Linked DNA regions of Homo sapiens: region 2 is linked to region 1. Evidence: chromatin loops called from intact Hi-C (ENCODE). Cell type or tissue: MCF 10A. All regions are shown on one strand. Links, peaks and the distances in the headings refer to the core of each region. The heading gives the core; the rest is flanking DNA. Region 1 overlaps PDSS2 (decaprenyl diphosphate synthase subunit 2). Region 2 overlaps PDSS2 (decaprenyl diphosphate synthase subunit 2).

The links. Hi-C counts contacts between places; a loop is a spot of excess contacts. Peaks named below come from ENCODE experiments on the same cell type or tissue, not always from the same donor. Only the 100,000 strongest peaks of a DNase experiment are listed, where the experiment ranks them.
Region 2: a loop joins it to region 1, with 2.4 times the contacts of the local background. A loop is called at or near these places in 3 of 110 quality-filtered maps.

What each region holds. Positions count from the first base shown.
Region 1 is chr6:107,311,090-107,327,079 of GRCh38, forward strand. The region is part of intron 2 of PDSS2 (decaprenyl diphosphate synthase subunit 2); the gene reads right to left. Among named protein-coding and RNA genes, the nearest start is that of PDSS2, 140 kb to the right of the region's middle. In MCF 10A, for the core only: a CTCF peak has its summit at 7,261 (motif pointing right); a DNase peak (open chromatin) is centred at 7,242.
Region 2 is chr6:107,241,037-107,257,026 of GRCh38, forward strand. It overlaps PDSS2 (decaprenyl diphosphate synthase subunit 2), which reads right to left. Exons shown (of 8, transcript NM_020381.4): 4 at 4,512-4,583. Among named protein-coding and RNA genes, the nearest start is that of BEND3, 130 kb to the left of the region's middle. In MCF 10A, for the core only: no CTCF peak of the experiment used is centred there; a DNase peak (open chromatin) is centred at 6,375.

The sequences.
Region 1 (15,990 bases), core at 3,950-11,949:
GTATTTTTAGTAGAGATAGGGTTTCATCATGTTGGCCAGGATGGTCTTGATCTCCTGACTTTGTGATCCACCTGCCTTGGGCTCCCAAAATGCCACCACAACCAGCTTTTTTTTTTTTTTTTTTGAGACAGGGTCTTGCTCTGTCACTCAGGGTGGAGTGCAGTGGTGCAATCATGGCTCACTGCAGCCTTGATCTCCCAGGCTTAAGTAATCCTTAAGTAATTCTCCCACCTCAGCCTCCCGAGTAGCTGGGACTACAAGTATGTGCCATCACTCCTGGTTAATTTTTTATTTTTTTGTACAGATGGGGGTTTCATTATGTTGCCCAGGCTAGTCTTGAACTCCTGGGCTCAAGTGCTCCTCCTGATTCAGCCTCCTAAAGTGCTGCAATTATAGGCATGAGCCATGACACCCAGCCTTCAATCAGCACATTTTAATATTTTGTTTTTTTCTCCTCTAAAGGACAATTTTGATAGGATGTGGGGTAAAAGATGAAGATACAGTGTAGTCCTTGAAGAGTCTATAATCTGATTATGAGAAAAATAAAAGCAGATAATATCAATAAAGTATGGTAAATGTAGTTATTGAGAATATGAATTTGCAGTAAGAAAGACCTGGTTGAAATCTTAGATCTGCTACTTTATGGCTCTGTAGATCTTGGCTAAATGATTTAACATTTCTAAGCTTGACTGTCCTTACCATATAAAGAGGCTGTGACTATTGACCTTTTAGGATTGTTTTGAGACATAAATGAGATAACATGTGTAAAGTGTTTTCAGCACAATGCCTTAACACATAGTCTGTGCTCAGTACACAGTAATTATTACTACTATCACCACTAATGTTTGTACACACTTATGCAGAGTGTGCTAAGGGAGCCCAGAAAAGAGTACTTAGGTTGGCCTGGGGATTAGGGAATGTTTCCTGGAGAAAAGGAGAGCAGAACTGTATCTTAAGTGAGGTAAGAGTCAGATGAAGAAAGGTAGGAACAATATCCCATGCAGAGGAAATAGCACAGTGCATGCAGCGTATTGCCAGTATTTGGCATTTGCTGGCAGGTCTAGTGCAAGAATAGTTATTCCTCACTTTCTCCCTTCCTTGGTATCCTACAGCACTATTGCATCTCCCTTCACTCCCTTCACTGGTTTGCCATCCATCCTCCCCAGAAATACCCTTGCTACCCCTGATGGCTATGTTGGATTTGTCCTTTAAGGACAATTCAATCCTTTGTAGGTGGACCAGGCCTCTCTAGAACCCTACCAGAACCTATTCTTTCCCTCTGTCTTATGAACATGAGGAGAGATGACCTGCAGAGGTAGTATAGCTAAGCTAAGAGTATGGGCTCTGGAGTTAAACTTCCTGAGTTCAAACCCTGGCCCCACTACTATGTCACTTTGAGCAAATTACTTCACCTCTGTGTGCTTCAGTTTTCCCCATCTGTTAAATGGGGATGGTAACAGCACTTATCTCTTATTATGAGGTTGTTGTGATGATTCAGTGAGCTGACACATGTAAGAAAACTGAAACAGGGCCTGGCTGTTAATAGCTATTAGCTAGCATTACCTAACAAGATTAAAAATCTATGCTTCATGGACAGGACATACTTGAGAAAATAAAGAATGCCTCAGATTAGAAATGTGGCCACCTGTGGAGGGTAGAAGGAAGAAGGGAGGATAAAAGAGGAAAGAGAGGAAAACTAATATTTACTGATTACCTACTAGGGGCCAAAAGTATTGCATTAAGTGCTTCATATATGTTTTTCACCTGATCCTTACAACAGCTGTGGTAAATAGATGGTATTGTCCCCAATTTTATACATGAGTATCCTGGTCCTCAGAGAGTTTACAAAATTTGCCTAGACAAATAGGATCAGAATTGAAAGCTATGGGTAGGCGAGTAGCAGAGTCATGCTCTTCCAACTGCTACTTCTCTTCACCTCCCCGGGGCTCCATTCTCTTAGTTTGAAAACTATATCAGACTTCACATTGCTAAGAAGAAATCTAGGAGCTGCCTAATTTTTTAAATGATTCTCTAGGCCTACTCCAGGAAATATAAACATGTGCTTACATTCTAATTTTATATCCTATGCTGAGAATTTAATAAAAATAATGAATTGTAGCATATAAACTAAGAGTATACTTCCTTGTTCAGAAGTTCAGAATATATTACAATTACACATTGACAATAAAAATATTTTTTAGAACTCCAATTCTATGTTTTCAGAAATTATAAATTGACTAGGCTTAAATTTGTTTTGTTTTACTTTATTTATTTATTTATTGAGACAGAGTCTTGCTCTGTTGTCCAGGCTGGAGTGCAGTGGCATGATCTCGGCTCACTGCAACCTCTGCCTCCTAGATTCAAGCAATTCTCCTGCCTCAGCCTCCTGAGTAGCTGGGACTACAGGCATGAGCCACCACACCCAGCTAACTTTTGTATTTTTAGTAGAGATGGGATTTCACCGTGTCGGCCAGGCTGGTCTCGAACTCCTGACCTCAAGTGATCCACCTGCCTCAGCCTCCCAAAGTGCCAGAGATTACAGGCATGAGCCACCACGCCCGGCCCTACATTTGTTTTATAATATGAAGCAGGGCCCAATTTAATCTTTAATTTACATTTCTTCCAGCCTAAATATTATGTAACATATTTTGTGGGCTTTTAATATCTTTAAAATGGTTCATATTTCCTAGTAATTTGAGTAGGGTATCCTCTTTTGTTTCGTATGAAATAACATAATATTCTTATAACAAAATGAAAATAAAGTTAAAGAAAACCATGAGGTCAGGTGTGGTGGCTCATGTTTGCAATTCTAGCACTTTGGGAGGCTGAGGCTGAAGGATTCCTGGAGGACAGGCGTTCAAGACCAGCCTGGGCAACATAGCAAGATCCTGTTCTGCGCATGAAGGTAGCACTTGTAGTCCCAGCTACTAGGGAGGCTGGGGTAGGAGGATCTAAGAGTCCAAGGTTGCAGTGAACTATGATTGCTCCACTGTTCTCTAGCCTGGGTGACAGAGAGAGATCCTGTCTCTAAAAACAAAAGAAAATAAAATAATACTATAGTATTATGGATGTTATATATGTAGAACGAGCTTTTTCATATTGTCAATTCTTTGCCAATGGAGATGATTCACACACACACACACACATCTTGTCACATGTTGGCCCTTATACTGATAAAACAGCACCAATCCTTCAGGGAAGCTCCAAATACTCTATGACAAGAAGCTGGGGGTGGTGGCAGTAAGGAAGCAGATAATCTTCTATAGAGACATTTTATATACATATATACTTATTTAACCTAAAAATATATTTTTTTCTTTAATTACAGTTTCCCATATAACCATCAGTGGGCTCCAGCGATGCAAGCCATATTTATTAGAGGCAGCATGTCAAATAGGAGTTGACAATTACAGTCTCTATCAATACATATTATGCCAGACGGTAATGAGCCATCCACAAAGGGCTAGCTATCCAAAATAATCATGCTGCTTTCCAGAGAAATGTCAAAGAGGTTATGGTTTATTACACAGTGCTCATTAGATATACAGTGGCAGCATTAGCAATTTTTCCTTCATTTGCGTCTCATTTAAGGATCTGCCCCCACAAGCACAGTCAAATTAGTACGCAAGGTTAAAACCATTATGCCCTGAAAAAATTAAGTTGCATTTTATTTTACAGTAACGGTGGATCAAAGGTCCTTGGAATCTATTATTTACAGAACCATTATCTAACACAGCATATTAACAAAAGGGAAAAGAAAAGCAATGCCCTGCCAGCATGGCTTGGACAGGAACAAAGGCAGACTGTTTGAAATAAGCAAATACCATGTTACTTAATTAAGTAGCCCTATAAAAACTATTTTTAAAATAACACTAAGGTTGTGACATCAACTGACAAAAGTCACAAAATTAAAGTTAATGAAGTACCAACCTGTACTTTAAAATGTCTTGTTTACATTAACTTATTTTTAAACATTTTAATACTGTCATTATATATAATTTTTAAATAAATTTACCAATTACTCTAAATACTTATTTTCTTAAAAGGATAACCCATTTTTAAATTTTTATAGCAAACCCACATTTATCAATATTTAATAAAATAGAATTTGCAGATATAACTATTATAACCAGAAAGATGTGATCAAGAAGGCAGATCTTGGAATAAGTTACAAAGATTTAAATAAATATTGCAAAATAATAGATACTTAATGGATTTTGCCAAATCAGCAGATAACTGGTTAACAGCATCTGAATTACTGGCAGGATAAACATTTGTAGCAAAGAGATCTTTTGAAGAGATTTCTAAAGTCCTGATTGGACTGTTAATAAAATATCAAAATTCATTACAGTTAGAAGGATAATATTCTGAATGTACTTTCCCCACATTTTATTAACAGACCTCAGTTGTAGTGATTATTCAAGGATCCTTTCCTTTCATTTAATGAACACTTATTGAGTGCTGTCATGTCAGACCCTGTGATAAGAGTCTGAGAATTCATTAAAAAGAAAAAAGAAAGAAAGAAAGAAAGCATATCTCTGTACTTGAGAAGCTCATGGCCAGGTCAGTGAAGCATTTGGACAGGAAACCAAATGATTTGAATCTTGGGCAATAATTGCTGTCCCAGAAGAAAATACAGCTTGCCAAGGGAGCCCAGATGAAGAGGACCTAATTGAAATCTTGATGAAGTAAGGTAAGGATTACCCAGGGAAGTAACAGCTAAAGTGAGAATTCTACCCAGTGAGAACTGTAGGGGAGAAATACACTGGGAAGGTGGGCGAACAAGTGAGAGGAGGCTGGGGCGGGATCATTTACCTCAGATTATCACAATATACAGTTTTAGAAATCCTTTAAAAATGCTCTTCCTAATTAGAAGAAAACATCTTGAAGTTGGATTGATGGACTTAATGAAATAAAGTCAGCAAGAAAGTTCTAGAACAGTTTGGATCATGTTAAAAAAATAAAAAGTATGTTATAGAAAAAATTCCTTTGTCAGGTCCACATATGGTCAAATTTCAGAGTGGATGAATGTATTATCCATTTAATGTTAACTGTAAGTCTGATTTAATAACTTGTCATGACCAAATTTTGAATTTCTGTTGGTTATTCTTCTTAATCTTTACCCCCACATGAATGAGGTAAGCATCCTTGTATCTTTCCCCTTAAACTGACAAAAGGATGAGCTATATATACATCACTTTAATTTTTCTGGTATCTTATATGTCTAGTATGTGTGTCTACTCTCAAAACATCTGTAAAATATAATAAACTTTTAGACAGCAGAGGACGGATTGGTTTAATTCTTTTGCTATGGTATCCAGTATAGCTCAGGTGTAATCAGATACTTACAAAAGGTTGCTTTTTTTTTTAAATGTAAATGCCATTATATTCTAGTACAGCTATTATATATGGCTATGGTCTACAATATGGCAGATTCCTGAATGGATTGTTAGGTGGTTTTGAGGCATTTAGAGTAGCATCATGACAGCATGATAGTAATACTCATTTTCCTCTTTTAGTATAACAGATTTCTTTTTTTCGTGAATATTGGGCCTTTTTAAACAGGCCCTATATATCTACTCTGATTTAGCTTTTTAAGTGACTGCCGTTCTCCCTTCCTCAACAGTGTTTTAATTCAGCAGTATTTAACCTACCAACATTTTTCATTTAATGAACAAAAAATGTATAGACTCCAAAGCTTTTTTAAAAAACAAAACATATACTACATCTATAGCTTTGCACATATTGTGCACATAAAACTTTGTATAAATGGTTGCAGTATTATTCCTGGCTTTGAATTTTGCTTTTCTTCTACCAGAAAAAGCTTCTGGTAACCAGACGTCACAAAAGGTACAGATAATCATAAGATGTCAATCATAATACAAAAACAAGTTATATTGTTGAACTGCAGAAAAAGTAAAAGCAACTAGGCCCCATGCTGGTCACTACTGCTCTACGTTCATTTCAATACTACATGTAATTATGAATCTCAAGGAACAAACCAAGAACGAGCCTGCTGAGAGTGGAGACAGAGGAGTATGGCCAACCTCTCCTCCACGGCACCTCGCAGCAGTGTCAGAGCAGCCATTTTGTCAGTGCGTCTCTTTCTTTCCACTGCTCTAAGATCTTCAGTTTATTCATTTGCTCTCACCTCTGCCCTATTCCAGAGGGTTTAAATGGTTTAGGTATTATTAGATGATGTTCAGTAATAACAGAAAAAAAGCACAACCAGATGTGGAGGAAACATGAGACAAAGGTGTGACAAGAGATGAAGTGTGATAAACTGAGAGGGCACAAAATGGGAGGGGGCCAGGGAGAGCCCCAGAGTGATGAGGGAATAGTATGAACTACAGACTTTAATGTAGCTCCCAGAAATAAAGGCTTCTTCTGTATGTGATGAGCCTATTTTATCTCAAAATGTAAAGCTGTCTGAATTTTAGGTTTGATGACCATGTGTTCTGCAAAGACAGCATATAGATTACAACCGTGCCTGACCTCCCAGTTTTAGGAACAAAGTGGAATTCTGTCACTGGACACCATCAGGGCTTTGGGTTACATCTCCAACTCCTTATTCTATGGATAAAAATAAAAGCTCCCAATATAATATTCATAATTTATAACAATAACATGCAGATCACCTTTTACCGTTTGAAAATGGCACCAAATTAGTAATGGTCACCATTTCTACAGCAAAAAATAATGTGAGCACTTTACTGCTTGATGGTACTGTTAGATTAGTGGTCCCCAGTTTGGGGTACGCAGATCTTTAAGGGTTATTTACAGTAGGTAACAAGTTCTTCACAGAGGTGAGTAATTTTCCCTTTCCAAAATGTCGAAGGAAAGCAATGTATTCCCCCTCCCCCCAGATAAAGTAACATCTGTTAACAAAATTTTTAATTTTCTTTAATTTTGTACTCATTAATAAGATGCGACAGTGGTTATCTTGTGGTCATCAGAAGCTCAGATTGGCAGTTACAAGTGTATCTAATAAAATGGAAAATCATATAATGATGATTTTATATATAAAGTGCCTGGTAAAGACGCTTTTTTAAACAGGGGTGGGAGAATAACAAAAGGAATCCTGAGCGGTAAACAGGTGGGGAGGTTATCATAATGAAGTATATACTGGCTAATTTCCCTCCACTTCTCCTTGACCGCCCCGCTTCTTTCACCAAGGCAGTCTAAGAGGAAGTAGCTATCTACTTCAACAACAGCTCTAACAGGAGACCAGAAGAGGTCAGCGGAGAGCAGTGCTAGGCACCCATCCTCCCACCCAGAGGGCTGAGCTCCAGAAGATCCCAGGTCTCTGTTTACTCAAAAAAGAAGCAACTATGAAAACAGAACAAATTGTTTTATTCAATTTTTTACTTTGACACAATCAGAGATGACCTATAAGTCTGTTGTAATGGTTAGCTTAAAAAAAAAAGATCTGAAGTAGAAAATGAAAAAATTTTCCTTATATACCAAAAAGTTCCCTGAAGAAGACAATAAAAATGATAATGCCTTGATAGTGACATAATCTTATTTTCTCTGAGATAGCTAGCAATCCATTATTTCTTAAAAACATGAGTTGCAGGTGCACAAAAATTCCCATTTAAATATACTCAGTTCATCGGCCGGGCACGGTGGCTCACGCCTGTAATTCTCAGCACTTTGGGAGGCCAAGGTGGGTGGATTGCCTGAGCTCAGGAGTTCAAAACCAGCCTAGGCAACATGGTGAAACCCCATCTCTACTAAAAACACAAAAAATTAGCTGGGCCTGGTGGCAGGCGCCTGTAATCCCAGCTACTTGGGAGGCTGAGGCAGGAGAATCACTTGAACCCAGGAGACAGAGGTTGCAGTGAGCCGAGATTGTGCCATTGCACTCCAGCCTGGGTGACAGAGTGAGACTATGTTAAAAAAGAAAATATATATATATACACACACACACACACACATACACACACACACACACTACACACACACTCAGTATCTGATTATTTGTGCTATGGAAAAAAGAATGTGCAATTACTAAGAACTGGTCAAGTACTACAGAGTCCCTGGTTTCTAAATTAATTCTAAAATCGGAAAGTGGAAAAATTAAACATGTTTTTTGAATGTTTTAAATATTTAAATATAAATGTTTCTTCTCTTATACCTTCAGGGAGTGTAAACCAAATAGAAAGTTTCCCCTACTCCCCACATTTAAAGCTGAAGAATTAGAAGGAAAACACACTATATAAACTTTTAAACACCAGCTGTAGTGTTTTTACTTGCCTTCCTCAGAACTTCCTTCATTGAAGGTACAGTACCTAAAAACCAGCTTTTGCTACGTTCCCACGCAAATAGAGGTCATGATCTGGGGTGTTCTGATTGACTATAAACTTGTAGTAGTATACCAGGCACAGAAAGAATGGCAACCACAAAAGACAACGTGGTACCTGACGTTAGGGGCCTTATGAATTTAATAAGGGCATTGATAAAATTAGAAAATGCTAAGGAAAGACCTAAAATGGATGAATATATTCAACAGATAACAGAGAGGTCCAAGTTACCTTGCCTACCCCTCTAATTGTTTTTGAGGAAGATCAACTTTCAGCCAAAGCGCTGCAGACAATATAAAACAAAGTTTGCATAAAGTACCTTTGAAAATAACAAGCTGCCTATAAACCGTTGCAGACGTGTCAGTAACAAAGGTTTTGCAAAGTTAAAGCCCTAAATTGAATTAAACCCTAATAATTTTGTATTATTACATTTTCATTCCCTGACAATTCTGATTTTTCAGCTTACTGTTTTTGTTAAATTTAAATTGGTCTGGTCTATCTATAGAGAGAGATAAAAAAGCAAATCCCTATTTTTTAAAGTTCTGAGTTGAATGGTATAAAATTAAATACAGAAATGCATTTTAAGTGCAAAGTATCCTTCCACTGTTGCCAGAAAACAAGTAACAAAGAGGAGTTAAGTAATTTAACAGCCATATTTTCTCACTCGCCTTCATTGGGAACACAGTCGTTTGCATGGCATAATAAGCTGTAAATTATAAACATTTTTACATAGCCTGCTGCAAAGAAAAGTCTGCCAGCTTTCTACTATATTGGATAGTGTTCAAGTGATTAACTATAGCTTTGGAAAAAAGGGGTGGAAACTTGTTTTGCGTCGCAGTTTGTTGGTTCTCACGTACAGCCTCAAAAAAATCCATTACATCATTATTTGCAACAAATATGTAAGTAATTATAATAGAGTAATAGAAGCTCCATATTATTACAGGATACAAATTACTCATGGACAAGAGAAAATCTTGTAGGTGCATAATCATTCAAGTATTTCCTTGAAATGTTGTCTCTAATGAGTATGAATGTAATGGTTTCCAAAAATAACAAAATTTGCAGCACTGACATTTCAGGACTAATGACAAATGAAATACACTTTACTCTTTGTCTATAGGGAAAGCCCATTAGACAGAATATCTGCTTAGGGCACAAGTCTATTTTAAAAAAAGGTTCTTGTGTCAAAGAAAATATATAAATATCTGTGTTTCACAACATATAAAGAATAAATGTGTGAAAGGAAACATGCAGTAATAGAGATAATGGCCTGCAAACATAAACGTTTTTATTTTTAAATTATATAGAGCCCCACCAAAATCCACATTCAACCCCCTAAGAAAATTTTGTCTCAATAAATCAACAATAATACATGGAGCACTTGAGTGCCCACCATAGTGCTGGGGCTTTGGAGGTCAAAGAAAAAGTTTATAACCTGATGTCTGTCCACTATACTGAGGATGTCAAGATGACTAAGAAAGTATATGTAAGGCACCCTACTTCATAGGTTGTCTACAGTAATGGAAAGAGCATGAATTCTATGGTCAAATGGGATTTGAAACTCAACTCTGTGATTTTCTTACACTATAAACTTGAGCACGTTATTAAATTTCTTTAAGCCTGTTTACCAAGAAAAGCAATTTCTTAACCAATGTTAAATGTTAAATAAATGCACTAATATATATAAAGAATATGGAACAGTAGCAGACTTATAGAAAACTCTATATGTGTTAGCTATAGTAATAATTATATTTCTATATTTATTATAGTTAGCTTTGCACACAGCAGGTGTTCAATAAATGTTTGTTGAATGAATGAATGAATGAGCAAAGGAACAAATCTAGCAGAGGGACAAGATAAATATGCAGATTACTATAAAATAGACGAGAAGTGCCTCAAAGGTACAAAATGTAATAGAGGCCTCAGTGGAGGGAGAGGTGATAGGTTGGAAGATGATTAAGACACAAACCCTGACTTCTAGAAGGTACTGTTTAGTAAGAAAACATACATAAATCAGTATTTACAAAACAGTCATTACAAACAATGTGTTAAGTGTTTTAAGATTTCACAGAACCTTTCTTCTATGTTCTAGCTCTAAATACACCACGGCTTTTCCCGGAGTGTCCAAATCCTATATGTTCATGAGCAGATATGCCTAACTTCTACAAGCCACAAACTGAGGAGCTGAGAGGTGGGACCAGTGCTCAGTGCTCCCCTTATTTCCTCATTTTGGTGAAAACCACTGTTCCTTTGAAACCAGCTCTACTTCTGCCATCACTCCTCTTCTCTGTGCCTCTACATTTATTGAAGTCTCAGTTCTGTTGTTCTGGTTGACTTCAATCATGTGAATTGCCCACCCTACAGTTTTTCAATATACTCAATTCAACCACCTCCACTGTATTCTGTGAAACCCACTTTAAGGCACAACTGAACATAACCAATCAGAACTGTTCCACTTTTGAAATCTCCACTTGGATATCCAACTTTCCATCTAAAACCTACTGTCTTTTCTGCTCTTTCATTGCATTACCACTTCCACCCCTGCAAACTGATTCATCATGATCTCCAGTCCCTTGATCACTACTTTCTCTCTAGTTTTGGGCTCCCTCAACCTCACTTCCTACCTGATGGGGCCTAAACAATCATATTAGATCAACCTACACTCTTGCACATACCCTTTTCTTGATGACAAAGAAAAACATTAATCATGCTTTTATCTTCCTCACATCCACTCTAGGGCTGTTAGGAATTGCCTGTTGCTGTGTTAAGGAATTTGTATCTAATCCTGTAGGGAATGCAATTGAAGAGTTAAGGATGTTTTACTCCACTTAAAAACTTGAGGCCAGGCCAGGTGTGGTGGCTCATGTATGTAATCCCAGCACTTTGGGAGGCCAAGGCAGGTGGATCACTTGAGGCCAGGAGTTTGAGCCCAGCCTGACCAACAGTGAAATCCCGTTTCCACTAAAAATACAAAAAAATAGCCGGGCATGAAGGCGCACACCTGTAATCCCAGTTACTTGAGAGGCTGAGGCATGAGAATCACTTGAGCCTGGGAGGTGGAGGTTGCAGTGAGCTGTGATCGGGCCACTGTACTCCAGCCTGGGTGACAGAGTGAGACTATCTCAAAAGAAAAAGCAAACAAACAAAACAACAACAACAAAAAAACTTGAGGCCGGGTGTGGTGGCTCATGCCTGTAATCCCAGCACTTTGGAGAGCCAGGTGGGTGGCTCACTTGAGCCCAGGAGTCTGAGACAGGCCTGGGCACCATGGCAAAAACACCTCTCTACAAAAAATACAAAAACATTAGCCAGGCATGGTACATGCACCTGTAGTCTCAGCTACTCATTTGAGCCCGGGACATTGAGGCTGCAGTGAGCCATTATCGTTCCACTGCACTCCAGCCTGGGCAACAGAGGGAGACCCTGTCTCAAAAAACAAAAAACAAAAACCTTGAGAAGAGGAGGGAATGAGGGAAATCTTAACAACAGAAAAGGGAGACTTAAGATTCCAGTAACTATAGAGAGGGAGGATGCCAGGATTAGAGATAACCAATCAGAGAATCTGCCCTCTTTGCCTCTATTATCAACACCACCCACTTTCAGGAGTGAGAAGGAAAGTCCAAGAGCACAGTGAGGAAGACATTTCTTAGGCACTAAGCCACCTACAGATGTCAGCTCTCACCTATCATCTTATGTGAGGGGTGTTAAAGACTACCTACCTTTAGTTAAACAAAGGGTTTATCAGTGGACATGGGTGGATTGTGAACCCAATGGTGACTGTGGAAATAGCTCTAGTAGTTAAGTTCCAGCAAAAGAGTTTTAGAAAGGAAATTACATCAATAGCAAGTGTCAGGAAGACTCTAGATGCATACATTGTTTCCTTACCTACTCATTTGAGGTCAAAGACTATTTCTTATTCATAAGAAATATTCAGTGTCTTTCAGTGTCCAGTGCTGTGCCTTGCAGAGACAGGAGGTGGTCAGGGTGACTTATTCTGGACCACAGGATAGTTGAACCTATCTAGATGTGTACCCTGTTAGTTAAGCTCCTGGTTTGAAGCCCATCATTGCCCCTGCTGTACAGATGAGTAATTTCAAAGAGTGATTAAGTAACTTACTTAAGGTCAAATAGCTAATCAATTGCAGAATTGAGACAAGAACCCAGATCTCTGGCCCTTCATCTATGCCTTTATTATGACACACTGTTTACCACTGAGATGCCTTCCGTATGAGTTCAAAGGATCACCATTAAGTCATGAAGCTACTAAGCTGACTCTGCCAATAAAATTAATATTTTAAGTGATTTGCACAACTTCTATCACATGATGAATGCCCAAAATTAAGCACTGTTTAAAATGTAGAATTAGTCACTGGACAGTGCCTTTAACTTTGGCTACTTACCAGTCAACATACAGCCCTTCTTTAAGGAAAGGATTTTAAAATTTTTTACTATTAACAAAAACAATTTATGCAGCTTGTGTTTTGCTGTGATAGATTAGGCAGGCTAATCTATATCATGTTATTTACATGCAATAAACTAACTCAGCTGAGTAGATTAGTAGGTAAGCCCACCTACTTTTTGTGGTTAATTATACTGTTTTGTAAGAAGCTGATCCTATTTTGTGTTTTTCCAAAAGCTCTGGTGAAGTAATGACTTCTGACGTACAGTATGTTAAACATAAAGAGCCTTCCCTTTTCTTTCTCAACATATAATTGCTGCATTTGTGCATGCTGTGCAAGTTGAACATAACAATAAAAACTTAATGAAGAAAATAAGTACTGGTTGTAATGAATTAGTAATATTACTAGATTTGTATCTGGAGTTTACATTTACTGTTGTAAGTAGAATACAATCAATAGGAATATGTAATCAAATTGCACATGCTTTCATCTCTTGAGATTTATCTGAAAAGGAGCTGAGATATCTTTAGGAAATTATTTCCAAAAGCCTACACTAAATTCAATTATTCTGCATAATCATTTAAAATCACTGTCAATAAGCGCTCCTCATTTTTAAGGTTCTTGTAGTACAAAAAGATACGTTTCTTAAATAGGCTTTTATTGCTTTACAAGTATGAAATATAACTTTTTCATTTTTAAATTTAGTTATACAAAATAACATGAATAGGTTATTAAAAAACTGAAATACTACAAATAAAGTCACCTTTAGACCATTCCCTTATATCTGTTTCCAAACCTCTCCAACCCCTTCTTTCTTCAACCACTGTTATTAGCAGGTGAGTAAGGTTCCTTCCAGACTCTTTGTTTGCATTCACATGTTATCTTAAAAACAAAACAAAACCATAACTGATTTTTAAAATGCTACATATTTGAATATTACCTATTTCATGTTTATATAATTGACCCTAAATAAATAACATGATCAACATGTTCTGCCTTAAGCCTCATTTCTTAAGATGTTTTTTGATTTGATCAGTCCCCAAGGGAAATACAGTTTGTTAATTTTGTTTGGCATTTTGAAGTGCTAGACGAATTCTAATGTGTGGAATGAAGGTGAGGATGGATAGATAGTCACAGCCTATTGTTACTATAATTAGAAGTCGTCAGATGCTAATTAGTACCACATTAAAATGATAAATTATGAACTACAATATTTGCAGCTGAGACCAAGTGCAATTCCCTAAATGTAAAGGTTTATAGAAAAAAAAACGGCCTCTTTCACAGCTTTTTATATTCTCCCTTCTCTCCTTAAGATTATTTCACACAGGCCTCCAAATATTCTATCACTTCCTCTAACACCACACTAAGCGTAACCAATTTTCACTTAGAGGAGAAAGTAATGTTAAGATCTGTAATTTGATTTTAAGATGTTTCTAGATTTAACTTATAGTTATGTTTATGATGATTTTTGTGATAAGTTCTTGAAGCCCAACAATTACCTCAGTATGTACAGGTGTTTCTTGACTTACAATGGGGTTATGTCCTGATAAATCCATTTAAAAGTCAGAAAATTTTAAGTTGCATCATGGTAAGCCAGGGACTACCTGCATATCATTAATTTAACCTTAATCAATTGAATACACCGAGTAGAGTGAAGAATTAGCACAAATGCGAAGAAATTGATGGTGTCCATTTGAACAGATGGCAAATTTTAAAAAGCTAATCTAAAGATAGCATTTTACTTCATTCCTGCTTTTTTTAACAAAAATAATTTTTTTTATACTTTATTATTTTTATTTGTAGTTTATGCATTTTCACAGGATATTTGATCTGGTCAAAGAGGCCAAAGGATAAAAGTTCAGGTCAGCCCAGGGACTCCAAAGCCCTCATTCTAATTACAGGATAGGGTTTCTAAGCTAACTACCTGTTCATGTCTTTTGTCCATGTTTGTGTTGTAATTTTCTTCTTCCCGATTTATAAGATTTTCAATTGATTTGTAGGTTACAACTTGGCTTTTGGTCATGTATGTTGTAAACATTTTTGTAATTTGGGCTTTGTCTTTTGACTTCATGGGAATTTTTTCCACTGAAGAGTTATTTTTTGTGCAAATGTGTTAATCTTTTCATTTATAGTGTCAAGTTTTGGAACTTTTTCATAAAGTCCTCCCTGCTCTGAGATAAATACTACCACTACTAGTGACAATTATTCAGCCATGATCAAATAGTCATTGCTATCTATATGCTAGAAACATGCTGAATGCTGAGGTAATACGGATAAAATACAATTATCTGAACTATGTTTTTTCTTTTTTCTTTTTTTTTTTTTTTTGAGACAGAGTCTTGCTCTGTTGCCCAGGCTGGAGTGCAGTGGCACAATCTTGGCTCACTGCAACCTCCGTCTCCCGGGTTGAAGTGATTTTCCTGCCTCAGCCTCCCGAGTAGCTGGGACTTACAGGCAGGTACCACCATGCCTGGCTAATTTTTTTTTCTTGTATTTTAGTAGAGACGGGATTTTGCCATGTTGGCCAGGCTGGTCTCAAACTCCTGACCTCAAGTGATCTGCCCATCTTGGCCTCCCAAAGTATTGGGATTACAGGCGTAAGCCACTGCACCCAGTCCAATCATCTGAACTATGTTTAAAAGCACATAGAGGACACAGTCTTCTCTTATCAGCATTACAAATAAATACAGAAAATGTTCGGTCATGATTTTCTTCTTATTCGCCAACTCACCTGCCACCCAGAAGTCACATAGGTAATAAGATAAAAATAGTTGTTTTGGCTGGGCGCAGTGGCTCCGCCTGTAATCCCAGCACTTTGGGAGGCCAAGGAGGGCAGATCACTTGAGGCTAGGAGTTCAATACCACCCTGGCCAACACGGTGAAACCCTGTCTCTACTAAAAATAGAAAAATTAGCCAGGCGTGGTGGTGCAGACCTGTAATCTCAGCTACCTGGGAGGCTGAGGCAGGAGAATCATCTGAACCTGGGTGGTGGAGGTTGCAGTGAGCCGAGATCATGCCATTGCACTACATTCTGGGTGACAGAGCAGGGCTCTGTCTCAAAAAAAAAAAAAAGTAGTTGTTTTACAGATAGAATTGGTATGCTTTAAAATTGGTCAGTATCCATTATGTATCCTGGCAAATAGACCATCTAAAAAGAAGAAATGCCAACGATGACTTTACTTCTCATTCAATTACTCATTTAATGTTTTTTCATTCTTGCATATTCTACTTGTACCTGAATTGATCTCTATAGCAAACAGATTAGAGACAGAGCAAGGTGGGTAAA
Region 2 (15,990 bases), core at 2,835-10,834, 71 kb before region 1:
CCAGGAGTTCAAGACCAGCCTGGCCAACATGGCAAAACCTCGTCTCTACTGAAAATACAAAAATTAGTGAGACGTGGTGGTGTGTGCCTGTAGTCCCAACTACTTGCAAGGCTGAGGCACAGGAATCGTTTGAACCGGGTAGGCAGAGGTTACAGTGAGCTGAGATCGCGCCACTGCACTCTAGCCTGGGCAACAGAGCGAGACTCGGTAAAAAAAAAAAAAAAAAAAAGTATTAGTAATATAAGTCATGTACATTTTCACAGCTTTAAGGAGAATTAGGTAATTGCTCTACAAACCTCTTCTTCTTCTTTTTTTTTTTTTTTTTTTTTGAGACGGAGCCTCGCTCTGTCCCCAGGCTGGAGTGCAGTGGCGAGATATCGGCTCACTGCAAGCTCTGCCTCCCGGGTTCACACCATTCTTCTGCCTCAGCCTCCCGAGTAGCTGGGACTACAGGCGCCCACCACCACGCCCAGCTAATTTTTTGTATTTTTAGTAGAGACAGGGTTTCACCGTGTTAGCCAGGACGGCCTCGATCTCCTGACCTCGTGATCTGCCCGCCTCAACCTCCCGAAGTGCTGGGATTACAGGCGTAAGCCACCGCACCCGGCTGCTCTACAAACTTCTTTTGGAGAAGGTGACTTCTAATGTATCCAGTTCCAATTCCCTTGCATTTTTTGCTATGCATCTACCTTAGTCACATATATGCTATTTAACAGAAAGCTATTTTCCTACTACCCAGGATCTTCACCACTGCATTAAGCTGCCATATAGAAAACAGACTGCTATTGTATCCTCTTACCCCTAGAAAGATGAAATGGTTTGCAGCTTCTTTTAAATCACAAAAAAATTCTTTTGTGTACTAAATTGGCCCAAGGCTACGGAGGTTGTGCAACAGAGATCCACAGAGGAGCCTCTCTTCCCACATGACCTCCACTTGTGGCTGCTTCCCAGTCCTGCCAGAACATGAAAACCTTGAAAGCACTCCATGTGGGGGCAGTGCTCTCTCTGGCATCTGAAGTACTTCTTGCGCTGTTAGAAAAAACAAATTCTGAAGAGCCATTGCAATGGTAAGCACACTCAGGAAAAAAAGCCAGAATTTTTCTGGTTAGGAAGGGAAATGTGGTTAACCTAAATTGGACCTGAGGCACAAATGGAGGCATCAAGAAGCACTCCCACTACTACAGTTCAACTATGCATTTTTGTTTCCATTCTTTTTGAAAAAATTATTATTATTATTATTATTTTGAGACGGAGTCTTGCTCTGTCGCCCAGGCTGGAGTGCAGTGGCGCGATCTTGGCTCACTGCAAGCTCCGCCTCCTGGGTTCACGCCATTCTCCTGCCTCAGCCTCCTGAGTAGCTGGGACCACAGGCGCCCGCCACTGTGCCCGCCTAATTTTTTTATATTTTTAGTAGAGATGAGATGGTCTCGATCTCCCGACCTCGTGATCCGCCTGCCTTGGCCTCCCAAAGTGCTAGGATTACAGGCGTGAGCCACCACGCCTGGCCAAAAATTATTATTTTTTAAGAGACAAGGTCTTGCTGTCACCCAGGCTGGAGTACAGTGGTGTGATCACAGCTTATTGTAACGTCAAACTCCTGGGTTCCAGTGATCCTCCTGCCTCGCCTCAGCATCCTGAGCAGGCATGGGCTACCATGCCCAGTTATTTTATTTTTTGTAAAGATGGGGTCTTCCCATGTTGTCCAGGCTGGTCTTGAACTCCTGGCCCCAAGAGATCCTCCTACCTCGGCCTCCTAAAGTGCTGGGATTATAGGCTTGAGCCACCACACCATTCTGTTTCCATTATTAAAAAAGAATGGCCCTTTAAATGGTTTGGCTATTTTCAGAAATTTAACTGCTTAAAAAAGGGCTATGAGGAGGTGGCAGGGAAAGAGGACAGATGAATGAAGCAGTGCTATAAAGTCTCTTTAATAAAATGTAGCTAATGAAGGTTAGCATTCCTCTGAATCTCTGTATTTAAATAAAGTCAGCAATTGGTGCTTGCTAAGTGGTGGTTCAAGTACAATCAACAGCCCTTCAAAGACTTTGTTGCTTCTTCTTTTCTCTTTTTCAGGAAGAAACACATTAAAAATATTAGAAAAAGCATGGGACTGAGAGTCAAGAAAAACCTGGGTTCATTATGAACTGTGAAACATGTTAATATATTAACAAATAATTTTCAGACACTATGCTTTCCTGCCATTTGTTATGTTTGAATTTCAGGCTTTTCCTCTATAAATGGGAATACCAACAAATGTCACCCTTTTCATAGGTGATTGTGTACAAAGAAAGTATAAGCAAACTGTAAAGGGCTATCTAAGTATTAACTGTCGTAGCTGTCAGGTTTCCCTGACATAAAAAATACTTAAAACATGGTCACACAATTATTAATGAACTGAGCTTATTATAGTGGACAAATGGTAAGAGTAGATAAATTAAGAACCTTAAAACCAACAATAATGCTTTCATGTAAAAATTAACATATTTAATTGTGAAATATAGATATCTTATATGGAACTAAGTTGAACACTCTGGAAATATCCCAAGGGAAAACAGTGTCTCAACAGCCAGAACTGGTCACTATAATTATCATAGAGTGGGATCTCAGGTATGGCAGACAGATGCTATCAAATCAGGTTTCACTAAAGTACAGAAGATATGGGAGCGGGTACGGGGAAGTGCTGGGTAGAGAAAGGCAGGTCCTGGCTGGGGCTCCACTCCTACAGACCTAGGTGAGGACAGGCACTCCTGCTTTTGTGCCTAACTGTTGCATTTTCCAAGACCACTGTGGTCTGCCATGCCCCCATCCTGGGCTGGGCATGGTGGCTCACACCTGTAATCCCAGCACTTTGGGAGGCTGAGGTGGGCAGATCACCTGAGGTCAGGAGGTCAAGACCAGCCTGACCAACATGGAGAAACCCTGTCTCTACTAAAAATACAAAATTAGCCAGGTGTGGTGGTGCATGCCTGTAATCCCAGCTACTTGGGAGGCCGAGGCAGGATAATCGCTTGAACCCAGGAGGCTGAGGTTGTGGTGAGCCGAGATCGTGCCATTGCACTCCAGCCTGGGCAACAAGAGCGAAACTCCATCTCAAAAAAACAAACAAAACAAAACAAAAAAAGAGTCTGGGCTCTTGACTTCAAATCCCTGAGAGCTAACAAGTTGTGTGACCTTGGGAAAATTACTTAACCTTTTCTCAACCCCAGTGTTCACATCTGTAAAATGGGGATAGCAGTAGTACCTATCTCTCAGGATTTCTGTGAGGATTAAATGAAGAAACACAGGCAAATCACTTACTACAGGGTTATTTGCTTAGCTGTTGTCATCTTCATCATACTATCTATACAACGTAACTTTTTACAAGTGGAACTAGACCAGTAGTCACCCATTTTACAATCAGATATTAACCTCCATCCATAGTAGTGAACTTGCATGTCTTTGAAAGGTCCACTGTGGTCATCCATCCTGTGAGGTCTCTGCATACCAATATGCTGCTTAGGTGAGGCCAGATGTGCCTACTAGGAACTGTGGTTACTTGAACCAAACGTTGGCAGATGTCCAAAGTGCAATTCTTCATATTCTAACCAGTCTCTGAACCACCCAGAGTCCCTGGGTTATACTTTTAAATTTTAAATTTCTTATCCAAGTTACTCATGCCCTATGTTTCACTTCTAATAAAATTTATCTTCCTTTTTTCAAATGAAAATGTCAAAAAGCTTAAGATGTGCATATGTGCATACCTTTTCTAATTTGAAGTGAGTGAAATCTTGCTAATACAGAAGCTAAAGAAGTTAGAATAATGAAACACTAAGATAGGAGCCCCTTATAATAGTATCTACCATGTTAAATGATGGTGATGGTCAATGAAGCAATTACTTCACATCTAACATCCTACCGAAATGAAATAACTGCATTTTAAGGAAATGAAACCTAACCTTTCTTGAGATGTCCTGCTAAATGAGTCAAAAAAATCTTAATTCTAGACCTATAAAATTAATCAAAATAATCCAACTGTGCAATCATCCCACTTCTTATAATAAAGAATCTAATAATGCAGTAAATTATGCATCTTGTATATAAAAGATACCCCCATCCCACCTCCCCAACAGTCATCTTCTTAGGCTCAAGGTCCACTCCTCTGTGACACGGAAGGACCCTTCCTCTGGGGAAAGGATGGGCTCAGCTGCCTCAGCACGAGCTGCTCCTCCAGCCTGCCTGCCTGTGACACTGCTACCTGCTAGCCAGAAGCATCCCAGTGTCTACTGAGCTGCTGCAGATTGAACAGACTGTGAATCCAGCCAGAGGATAAGAGGTTGTTTTAATTGGCTAAATCTGCTATGTAGTAAGCGTATGGCCATGAATTTGTAGCCAAAACACTAATCAAAAAAAAAAAAAAAAAAAAAAAAAAAGCCATGTACAATTTAAACACAAAACAAGAATGACATTTTCGTTATTCTAGTTGTACCACGACGGTTTATAACATAACATTTTATGACTCTGAAATCCTTTACCTTTGAAGTAGAATTTTCATGATATACTCCTTGTACCAAGTCCATAAGAGCACTTGCTAAAAGTTCCACAACCTAAAAAGCAAGAAGAAAAATAAAAATAAAAAAATTTAAATATATCTCTATTGTTACCTCAGAATGTTTCAGAAGGCTCAGTGGCAAGGCAGAATTTTTCTGTGCTTGACAGAAAAAATGGGACTATGCACCAAGATCTCAGCAAATGGCATTGCCCACCTGGATATTAAAGCTGTGATCCAAATTTTTTCAGTCATAATTCAAGCCAAAAAAAATCTTATAAGCATAGCATTTAACTAATATACATGAAAATCGAGTAATAGCCATTTTGAACATAAACTTACATTTCAGATAACTAATGAAATCTTAACTCAATTTATTTTCTGCATGTTTATTTCTGTCAGGTGGATACTTTTTCAGTACTCCCATTCTGGGAGCAATTACAATGTTAATTTTCATACTTATTACAGAAAAAAAAGCAAAAGCAAAAGAATGGATAATCTTTCAAATATGTTCATTCTGTTACACTTAAAATGCACTGTGGATATATTTACTGTGGGGTCCCTGGGTCAAATGTACCATAAACACTGAAAATTTTTACAGAACTGTAATACTGAAATCATATTCATCAAACCTGTATTATTTTTCAAGGCTGAGACTTTTTTTTTTTGTTAAATCAAGTGAGATCAAAAGCTTTGAACTTGTTCCAGGATGTAAAACAAGCAGAAAACAGTAAATGGTCTCTTTGGAACTACTGTACAATTTAGAGTAGTTTGCATAAAGCATCTTAATTTGAGAGGATAAAATAGTGGTATTTATGATAATGTTCAATGTAGCCATTTCAAATAAGAATTCCTCAAGGCAACCCCATCCGCTTCTTACAAGTCTTAATATCTTGTATATTTAACTTCCTATGTTATGCAGTCCTGTATCAGATTTCCACTCTTTGCTTCCGAAAATTCAGCTCCATTCTGATTGAATTAAAGGATTTTGTTTCAGCTTTTATCATTCTTGTAATTGAAGACATTATTAAGCCAAAGAATACAGACCCAAACAACAAGATACTTCAATCTCAGGTACCCTGGGTTTAATAAACATTTTCTTAGAGGCAAATGACATTAATTTGTAGAAAGATTTGCTTTAACATTTTAACACATGAGCACTTATCTCCAAATTTATATATTTACGTTTATACTACATAACATACACAGAACTGCTGATATGAAATTTTTGCTGATTAAAGGCATATTTTTTTCCTAGCTCTTTAAGGATGGTTTAATTTGTAAGACATATACAAAGTCTTTTTTATTTTTTTTAAATCACATTGTCCTTCAGGTAACCAAATACTTAAGAAATATTGTAGCAATATGAGCTGCAGAGGAACTGGAAGGACAATGATCCTACAGTGTTACCACATGAGTTGAGTTATTTAAGTGGGGAAGAGAGAAAAATGAATGGATTTTTTTCCCCCTGAAGGTATCAGATAAGCCCTATTCCTAAATCCAGGAGGACTGAGTATCGCCAATAGGTCTATGAAAGACTGTAACTAAACGCACAGCATCAGATTGGATTACAGTTTACACAAGCAACATCCCAAGATCCCCCTGATGGCTGGACACATAATACAGATCAATCACTCACTAAGAAATGTTATGGTTTTGAAACAGTTTGAGCTCTGAGACCAGCATTGGTAACGTGAAGAGGGATTTACAAAGAGAAAGTCTGACGCTAAATGTCAAAATGATGGCATGAACTTTTAACAGTGGATCTGGCTCTGGATAACCAGAGTGTTCCTTTACTTCCCTGAAATTCCAGACCAGGCAGAAGCAACAAGAACATTTTGTTCTCTGACTCTTTTTCTCATTGCGTAAACCTGTCCTTACAAGTTCATAATTTATAAATGACCTGTACTTACAAATGGCTATACTTACTTGAACAGAACACACCTCCACCTCCATAGCCAATGACAACCCATTAAGGAAAAAGCTTTAGATTTCTTTGAGTTAACAAGTCGAGGAAGGAAAGAGATTATAAAAAGCAAGAGTAGCCTAAGAAGTTGAAACTGTTCCAGATAAGGGTGACTTACCCAGTGCACATATCAATCTCTTTACATTGCCTGAAATGTTTATTTTTAAAATTATACCAAAGAAAGATGTGTTTGGTCGGGTGCAGTGGCTCACGCCTGTAATACCAGCAGTTTGGGAGGCAGAGGTGGGTGGATCACCTGAGGTCAGGAGTTCGAGACCAGCCTGGCCAACATGGTGAAACCCTGTCTCTACTAAAAAAAAAAAAAAAAAAAAAAGACAAAAATTAGCTGGGCATGGTGGGGCATGCCTGTAATCCCAATTACTCCGGAGGCTGAGGCAGGAGAATTGCTTGAACCCAGGAGGTGGAGTTTGCAGTGAGCCAAGATCGCAGCGCCACTGCACTCCAGTTTGGGCGACAAGAGCGAAACTCCATCTCAAAAAAAAAAAGAAAGATGTGTTTAAGTATCACCCTTCCTTAAAACTGCAAATATTTCTAGAGAGACCACAAGGCTAGCAGCCACTCACAATTTAGTAAGCTCATTTAATAATCTGACTTTTTTTTGCATATTACCCCAGACATTCACCTGTTTAGATACTGCTATACTTACATTTAAGAAAACACTTGGTTAATAACATATTCCCCCCTCAGATTCTTGAGGAGTGACATGTTCAGGCAACTCAAAGTGCTGGCAGGAATAATGGCAGCCAAAGGAGAATCCAGAGGCCTAAAAGCCAGACCTCTTGGGGCTGAGAGCTGAAGTCCTGTTGCTATAGATAAGTGCAACCTTGAGAAAGATTCCAGGACTTTTGTTTCTCAGGCCCATGGGGCAAGCAAACACTTTCTACTAGGGGAAGAAAAAAAAAAAAAAGAAGGTTCAAAGAGCCTCAATGTGAGTTACCCTTGGAAGCTCAACAGATTAGGGAACTGTTAAAAAAAAAAAAAAAAAAAAAGCAGAATACTAGCAGCCACAGAATCTAGATTCTATTCCAAGGTCTACTAATAATTTGATTGTGAGATTTGGGCAAATCAATTTTTCTGAGCTTTGATTTTCTTCAACTCAATGCAATGAATTGCAATAAAGGGAATTGGAAAAGATGATTCCTTAAGGCCTCTTCCAGCCCTATAATTCTAAGCTTTTACAAATGCAAGTCTTATTATTTATAATTAGGCATGTAAACTTGAAAACTCCTTTTCTGCAAATTTTGATGGAACATCTTTGCTCATGTAATTCATTTTTATCTGTTGTCTTCACATGAACCTTTCCCTCTATCTGAATTCTACTGGCTAATTTCTTTGTGAAACTTTTTGTACCAAATCCCCTTTGGTTTCAATACCTAGAATTATAATAAAACACTTTCCATTTTTCAAAACCATTATGACTGGTAGAGCACCCCATCAACTGGCAAAGTCCTACTTGAGTCAATTAAAGGCAACACTGCTGAGCTCTGATTCTTGAAGGGCTCTAATGCTTGGAAATGATTTATATATACTGGATTCTGAATGACATCAGGCTTAACTGCCAAGTTGCATCAAACAAATAATGGTACTAAGTTGGCCATATCGTGAGTATCTCTAAACAGTAAATACGTAGAGCATTTAGAAGAGAATCTGGAACATAAGTTTCAGTGAGTGTTAACTTATTCTTCTTCCATACTGCCCTATTACCGTGCTATATTCAGTACAAGCCTTGCGTAGATGAACAGCAGAGTATGGAAACCAAGATTATGGTATTTTTAAAATTGTGTGCCTAAATATTTTGGAAGAAAGTGAGTTTTAGTTCAACAACAAAACCCAACCCAGAACACATGCAAAGACCATTTTAACCAAAATCAGGGACCTCTGAAACACTGACTTGCTGCATCCTGAAATATTGTTTTAGATTATACAACAGTCAGCATCAATGTTAAATAGTTTAGCCATCTGGAGAGCAATTAAACAGGACATAACTTTCTGCATTTCTGGTGACTGCGAGAATAGCAGCATTGCTTACCTACACATGCAAATAAAAAAAAAATGCTCTTCTCTTCAGTTTGGGTCATATGTTGAAATACGACTCTACAGCAAAGCCATACACTATCCTTCAATTTCCAGTGAACCTGAAGTGGCAACCACTCCTAATGTAAGTGTCATGAGCTGGCTTCTCCTGCCACCTCCCTTGTTTTGGCTGCTGGGGAGAATGCTGCAGCATAGGACAGTAAATGGACAGTGCATGTCTAGTTGCTATTCTCAAGCAAATTGTTGATCACTCCCATTTCAATAACCACCGTCTCACCCAAGTTAGGAAGAGATAGTATCCAGGTGTATCTGAACCTTAACAAAATTATAGATCTGACATAATTAACCTTTGTGATGAATTTCTTAAATGGTTAATTTACAGGACAAATTTCAGCAATCTCAGGGGAATATATAATTGCTTCATTCTTTATCTTTTGGCAAGGGTAACTACAATTCAATGATTTTTTACACTGAAAAACCAAGATGATGAATACCCTCACAAAGGATATTGTGATGACTATGCCCTGAGCTATAATAAATTCTCATCATAAAAAACAGAAATTGAGAGGAGTAGGGGATGGTAAGACAAAAATACTGACCCCCCCCCGCAAAAAAATCCTCGCATTGCTATCCAAAGATGTCTGTAACATATTCTTAAGGAAAAAAAGCTATTTACAAAATAGAAGTAGTATGAAAGGTATTTTAAAAACAAAAATGAGGTCAATCTATGTGTTTATATACACAAGAGAAAAAGTCTGAAAGGAGAGACAACAAAATAATAATAATGTACAAATGATAGATTCTGGATGATTTTTAATTTAAAAAATTGTTTTCTTCAATCTTTCTGCTTAAATTTATAATTGCTAAGTTTATAACAGCTTACATATATAATGCATTACACTATTTCCCTCTTTTTATTGTATTGCTTTTATAATTAAATAAAACAATAAACCTATTTCCTTGGGGAGGGTGTTGGGGGGGGAAGCATACCTTGTTTATAGTCTCAGAGAGACCTCAAGTTAAGCTATGTTCACAAATTGATTTATGGAATATATCACTCAATAGTTTTTGGACTAGAAAAAATAGGATCAGTAAGTGGCAGTAAGCATTCTGGATAGACAAGTTGTGCCTTTCTCAATAAATGGGATTCAGGAGTACTGTCAGTTAGCACTTGACAGGCTGAATAGACTCAACAGAGTCGTAGATGTTTGACTAGTACAGCAGACCACTCTAATTTGAGCAAAGGAGTGCCTATCCTAAATTAAAATACAAGTAAATTTTTTTTTTTTTGGAGACGGAGTCTCGCTCTGTTACCCAGGCTGAAGTGCAGTGGCACAATCTCAGCTCACTGCAACTTCCATCTCCCGGGTTCAAGTGATTCTCCTGCCTCAGTCTCCCGAGCAGCTGGGACTACAGGTGCCCGCCACCACACCCAGCTAATTTTTGTATTTTTAGTAGAGACAGGATTTCACCATGTTGGCCAGACTGGTCTCGGACCCCTGACCTTGTGATCTGCCTGCCTCGGCCTCCCAAAGTGCTGGGATTACAGGCGTGAGCCACCGCACCCGGCCACAAGGAAATCTTTAGAAAAAATGTAAACTATAAGGTAACATGGCTCAATTAAAGCTCAAGTCAGCATAATATGATTGATGTAATAAGGTAGTATGGTTGCATTTTAATTCACTTGAAAAAGGTTGCTTTATAACTTAATTTGCTTGGTATATAAAAACTGTGAAGGCCATTACAGATTTGTAATCTTCTTGCAAAAATTTGTCCTCAGGTGATTTTAATGATGGATTTACTACAGTGTGGAATGAAAAACATGTCCATCACTCTATTTGGAGGTGAATAACACGGCACCCCTCAGCCTTTACTGCTTTGAGCTGCTAGCAAAGAAAACAGTCATGTGTGTTCATGTGTGTGCATGTACATCTGCAGTGCTGATGGCATTAACTATGCACAACTTTACTGCGCTCTTTCCTCCACCCCCAGGAACAAACAGCAATGCATGAAGTAGTAGCAAAGGTAAAACACTCTTGGGGAAGAATGAATTTTCATATACATCTTGGGAGGAACAAAAGATGGATTTAGTCTCTTTTGAAAGAGCTTTGGAATTTGAAGGGATATTGTCAAAATTTCTTTTTGAGCCACAAAAACTCTTATCAGTGAAAATATCTTACAGAAAAATACTGAGAGGGTGCTGAATAGGCCGATAAAGGTAACCAGAGCAGGTGGTGTCACTCTTTACTTCATAAAAATGAAGCACAAACTATTTGTGAGACGCATATAAAGATGGAAAGATTTATATTGCCAAGATAAGGTATAGAGGGACTAAAGAGTGGCACCCTCCCATAGAGACCAATAATAATGTCTAACATTTGTAAAGCACTTTATCATTTACAATTGGATTTAAGCAAACCATCTAATTCCAGGTAGATTCAGTCCCCAGTGCTCAGCCAGAGCTTCCAGGCTGGCAGCCTCAGTGGAGAAACGACTTCTGAAGAACACAGGGCACAGCAGCAGTGGCCAAATGAGGGGTGAATCTACTCACCCACCACCTGGGCACGAACTACCCAGATGAGCCCTACTCTGCATGCTGATTAAAATAAATGAGGGCTTTGATAAAGCCATCGCTAAAGTCTCTGAAAGGATGGCTCTCTCCACTTCTTCCTATCAAACTAGGACTGGGTTTAATGTAGACAATGATGAAAGGGCTGTTGCAATAAGCACACCAACTCATAGGAGTTCTGGAGGAAGCTTCTAACTCAGTTTTTTGAAGGGAGCCTTTTCAGTACTGCCAAATGTGTAAGGCTTTGCTTATTTGTGGGAGGGATGGCAATCTGTTCTAGTGAGCTGGAAGTTCTTTCTGGCTAAGGGGGTAGCGAAGAGAGAGAAATGGCACTACCAACAGGACAGGTGCAGCAAAAACTAAGCAAATTGATAATCTTAATTTTTAATTTAGAACAGCTGATACATTGGTTCATAAACTAACTACTGGTAACATTTGTCAAAAAGGTTTCAGGAAAATTCAGTGAACTAAACAAAAGTATAAAATTGCAACTGAGGCTAGATGCAGTGGCTTACGCCTGTAATCTCAGCACTTTGAGAGGCCGAGGTGGGAGGATCACTTGAGCCCAGGAGTTCGAGACCAGCCTGGGCAATATAGTGAGATACCCATCTCAACAAAAAATGAATGAAAGTTCTATTTTTAAAATCGCAACTGATACAACTTGAAAGAAATAGGCCACAAATTCAGGAAGATGGCTTAAATATGAAGTTTAATTTTATATTGGCTGGTGGATTCATTTCATGAACAGTTTGATATCCTACTATGTGCCTGGTACTGTACTAATGAAACTAGTCTCGTTAGGCCACAGTTATACATGAGACACTACCAAAAAGATCTAAATCAAAATTCCTTTATTCAATTAATACATATAAAAATGTTTGTGGTTTATTTTATTATTTTTTGAGATAGAGTCTCGCTCTGTCACCCAGGCTGGAGTGCGGTGGCTTGATCTTGGCACATTGCAACCTCCACCTCCCGGGTTTCAGCAATTCTCCTGCCTCAGCCTCCTGAGTAGCTGGGATTACAGGCGTGCGCCACCACGCCTGGCTAATTTTTGTATTTTTTTTAGTAGAGACGGGGTTTCACCACACTGGCCAGGCTGGTCTCGAACTCCTGATCTCATGATCCGCCCGCCTCGGCCTCCCAAGTGCTGGGATTACAGGCGTGAGCCACTGCACCCGGCCATGTTTGTGGTTTAAGTATCACTAAGGGACCATGTCTAAACAAGTCTAATAAATAACTTTTACATTTACTTTTTTTGCAGTGTTTTTAAATTATAGTTGTTCTTTTTAAAGGATACATTGTCTAGATAAATAACTTCATAAAGATAAAGGCCATTTATTGGTTTTTGATCACTCAGAAGGTTAATACGTAAGTTGCAAGACCTTGGGCCAACCATGTCACTTCTTTGCCCCTCAGTTTGCTTATCTAGATAAGAGGTTTCTGTGTTTTATCAACAATAAGTCCTATGATTAGAAATATTTAAATGTGCAGCTATATACATTTTTAATTCACAATTGTGAGATACAGTAAAAAATAGTTTTTTTAGCTACAATAAAAGAGTAATAAAAAAACTGATTTTACTTTTGAATAAAGGTGCATGGTCTTGGACTACTGAAGCAATGCCAAATAGTCATTTATTGATCACTGACTCATTTATTTGTTTAAACAACAATTAGGTTCCTGAAAAAGTAGCAGACAATTTAAAGCGCTTAAGATGAAAATTTTCAGTGAGGTGTGGTAGCTCGTGCCTGTAATCCCAACACTTTGTGAGGCCAAGGTGGGAGGATCACTTGAGGCCAGAAGTTTTGAGACTAGCCTGGGCAAAACACTGAGATCCCATCTCTATGAAGCAATTTTCTTTTCTTTTTCTTTCTTTCTTTCTTTTTTTTTTTTTTTTGAGACAGAGTCTCACTCTGTCTCCCAGACTGGAATGCAGTGGGACGATCTCGGCTCACTGCAACCTCTGCCTCCCGGGTTCAAGTGATTCTCCTGCCTCAGCCTCCTGAGTAGCTGGGATTACAGGCGTCCACCACCATACCTGGCTAATTTTTGTATTTTTAGTAGAGATGGGGTTTCACCATGTTGGTCAGGCTGGTCTTGAACACCTGACCTCGTGATCTGCCCACCTTGGCTTCCCAAAGTGGTGGGATTACAGACGTGAGCCACTGCGCCTGGCCGAAAAATAATTTTTTTTAAAGATAAAAATTTTCATAAGAAATAAAGAAAAAGGAGACGTTTTCCAGCAGATTTTTTAAAAAGTTGGTTGTGTCAAGTATTTTGCATTACTATAAAAACTATAATAAATAGTTGCTGAGAATTGAATACTTGGTCATGAAACAAACAAGCAACGTAAAACTGATTATCATATAGCAGTTAGTTGCTTTATTTTCCACCTTCCCCCAGTATGGGAATTGCTGAATATGAAGTCTGTTGTACTCAGGATATACCATTCTCAGTATGTTCTTTACCTAGCGACACTGCCGCATGTTGTTCTGACAGAATTCTGAGAGAATTATCCTTGCCATTTTAGTGTTGGGCCCATTTTTATTCAATGTGGCTGATGAGCTCCATTTTGCTTTCACTGCTTCTTCATCTGGAGACCCTCTCAGTGATGTAAACTGAAAGACTGTTGTTGGCTAGCACACTGCCTTCTATTAGTGGCTTTCAATACACATTGTGACACAGTATAAATACATGTGCATATATAAAACTACATTTTTTTTTTTTTAGATGGAGTCTCGCTGTGTCACCCAGGCTGGAGTGTAGTGGTGTGATCTCGGCTCACTCCAACTGCCACCTCCCAGGTTCAAGCGATTCTCCTGCCTCAGCCTCCCGAGTAGCTGGGATTACAGGTGCCCATTACCATGCCCAGCTAACTTTTGACTTTTGTATTTTTACTAGAGACGGGGTTTCACCATGTTGGCCAGGCTGGTCTCGAACTCCTGACTTTGTATTCCCAAAGTGCTGGGAATACAGCCGTGAGCTACCACGCCTGGCCAAAATTAAATTAAAAGTTTCATTATGTAATTTTCTATTGCATTCTATTTTTTTTTTTTTTTTGAGATGGAGTCTCTGTTGCCCAGGCTGAAGTGCAGTGGTGTGATCTTGGCTCACCCCAACCTCGACCTCCCGGGTTCAAACAATTCTCCTGCCTCAGCCTCCCAAGTAGCTGGGATTACAGGCGTCTGCTACCACGCCTGGCTAATTTTGCATTTTTAGTAGAGATGGGGTTTTGCCATGTTGTCCAGGCTGGTCTCAAACTCCTAGCCTCAGGTGATCCACTGGCCTCAGCCTCCCAAAGTGCTGGGATTACAGGCGTGAGCTACCACGCCAGGTCCTATGGCTTGAACCCGGGAATCGCTTGAACCCAGGAGGCGGAGGTTGCGGTGAGCCGAGATCGTGCCATTGCACTCCAGCTTGGGCAACAAGAGTGAAACTCCATCTCAAAAAAAAAAAAAAACAAACAAAAAGTATTGATAGTGATTCACTAAATTGATTTCACCACTCCCCAATGAAAAGGATGTGATCTGTGGTTTGAAACATTATTCAATATCATGCTGAAAAATGTTATGTATAGTTCATACCTTGTTAGTCCTTGTAATTACACACAAGGTCTTCCAAATTTTTGATGCAGTTTAAACATTGTTACTCTAAAATATATTTTTAGAGGTATTTATTTCTTTATCACTTTTTACCAAAAACATGTAAATGAAGTGAAGGTAAACAGAGAGGCAAGATAAAACAGAATCATTCTTGGGTACTATGGAGTATATTCTATTAGGGTGCATTTCAATCTTGTAGGCTTGTATCAATAATGCTGATGCTTAGCTTCATTTTTTTTGTTTTTGTTTTCTGAGACAGAGTCTCACTCTGTCGCCCAGGCTGGAGTGCAGTGGTGCCATCTTGGCTCACTGTAACCTCCCCGTCCCAGGTTCAAGCAATTCTCCTGTTTCAGCCTCCCGAGTAGCTGGGGCTACAGGTGCATGCCACCATGCCCGGCTAATTTTCGTATTTTTAGTAGAGACAGGTTTTCACCGTGTTGCCCAGGCTGGTCTCGAACTCCTGACCTCAGGTGATCCACCCACCTCGGCCTCCCAAAGTGCTGGGATTACAGGTGTGAGCCACGGTGCCCTGCCTGATGCTTAGCTTGGATCCTGTTAGATTCCTGAAAACAAATTGGCTTAGATAACATTTGGCCAAAGAGCTAAAAATTTCAGTAATTTCCTAGGAGTCACAGATACATCTTGCAAATTCCAGTGCTGCCATGTCTTTTGGGTAACACAGTTCACTTTCCAGCTCAAGCAGTTCCTCTTCAAATTGGGCCACACTAAAAGGCAGGTGTTTGTAATTCAGAGACATCCCAAGGTTTGTACTCTAAAGGCAGGCACAGAAATAAAATCATGATTCGTGTGCCTTAAAATCCATGCAATTTGACTAAAGCTGTAATTGTATTTCTTCCAAATAACTCTGAAGCTCTTCAAAATCCACAAATCAATGGAATTCTAAAAATAACTGATGCTACTAGTACTGTGTTCTAAAAAATTAAGTAATCTTTTTTTTCCTTCCTTCAAATTATCAGGTAGAAATTTGGGGGCCGGGCACAGTGACTCATGCCTGTAATTCCAGCACTTGGGAGGCTGAGGTAGGAGAAGCCTCTGAGCCCAAGAGTTTGAGACCAGCCTGGGCAACATAGGGAGATCCTGTCCCAGAAATAAATAAATTAATTAATTAACAATAATAGAAGAGGCCAGGCGTGGTGGCTCACACCTGTAATCAGCACTTTGGGAGACCGAGGCAGGTGAATCACTTGAGGACAGGAGTTGGAGACCAGCCTGGTTAACATGGCAAAACCCCATCTCTATTAAAAATACA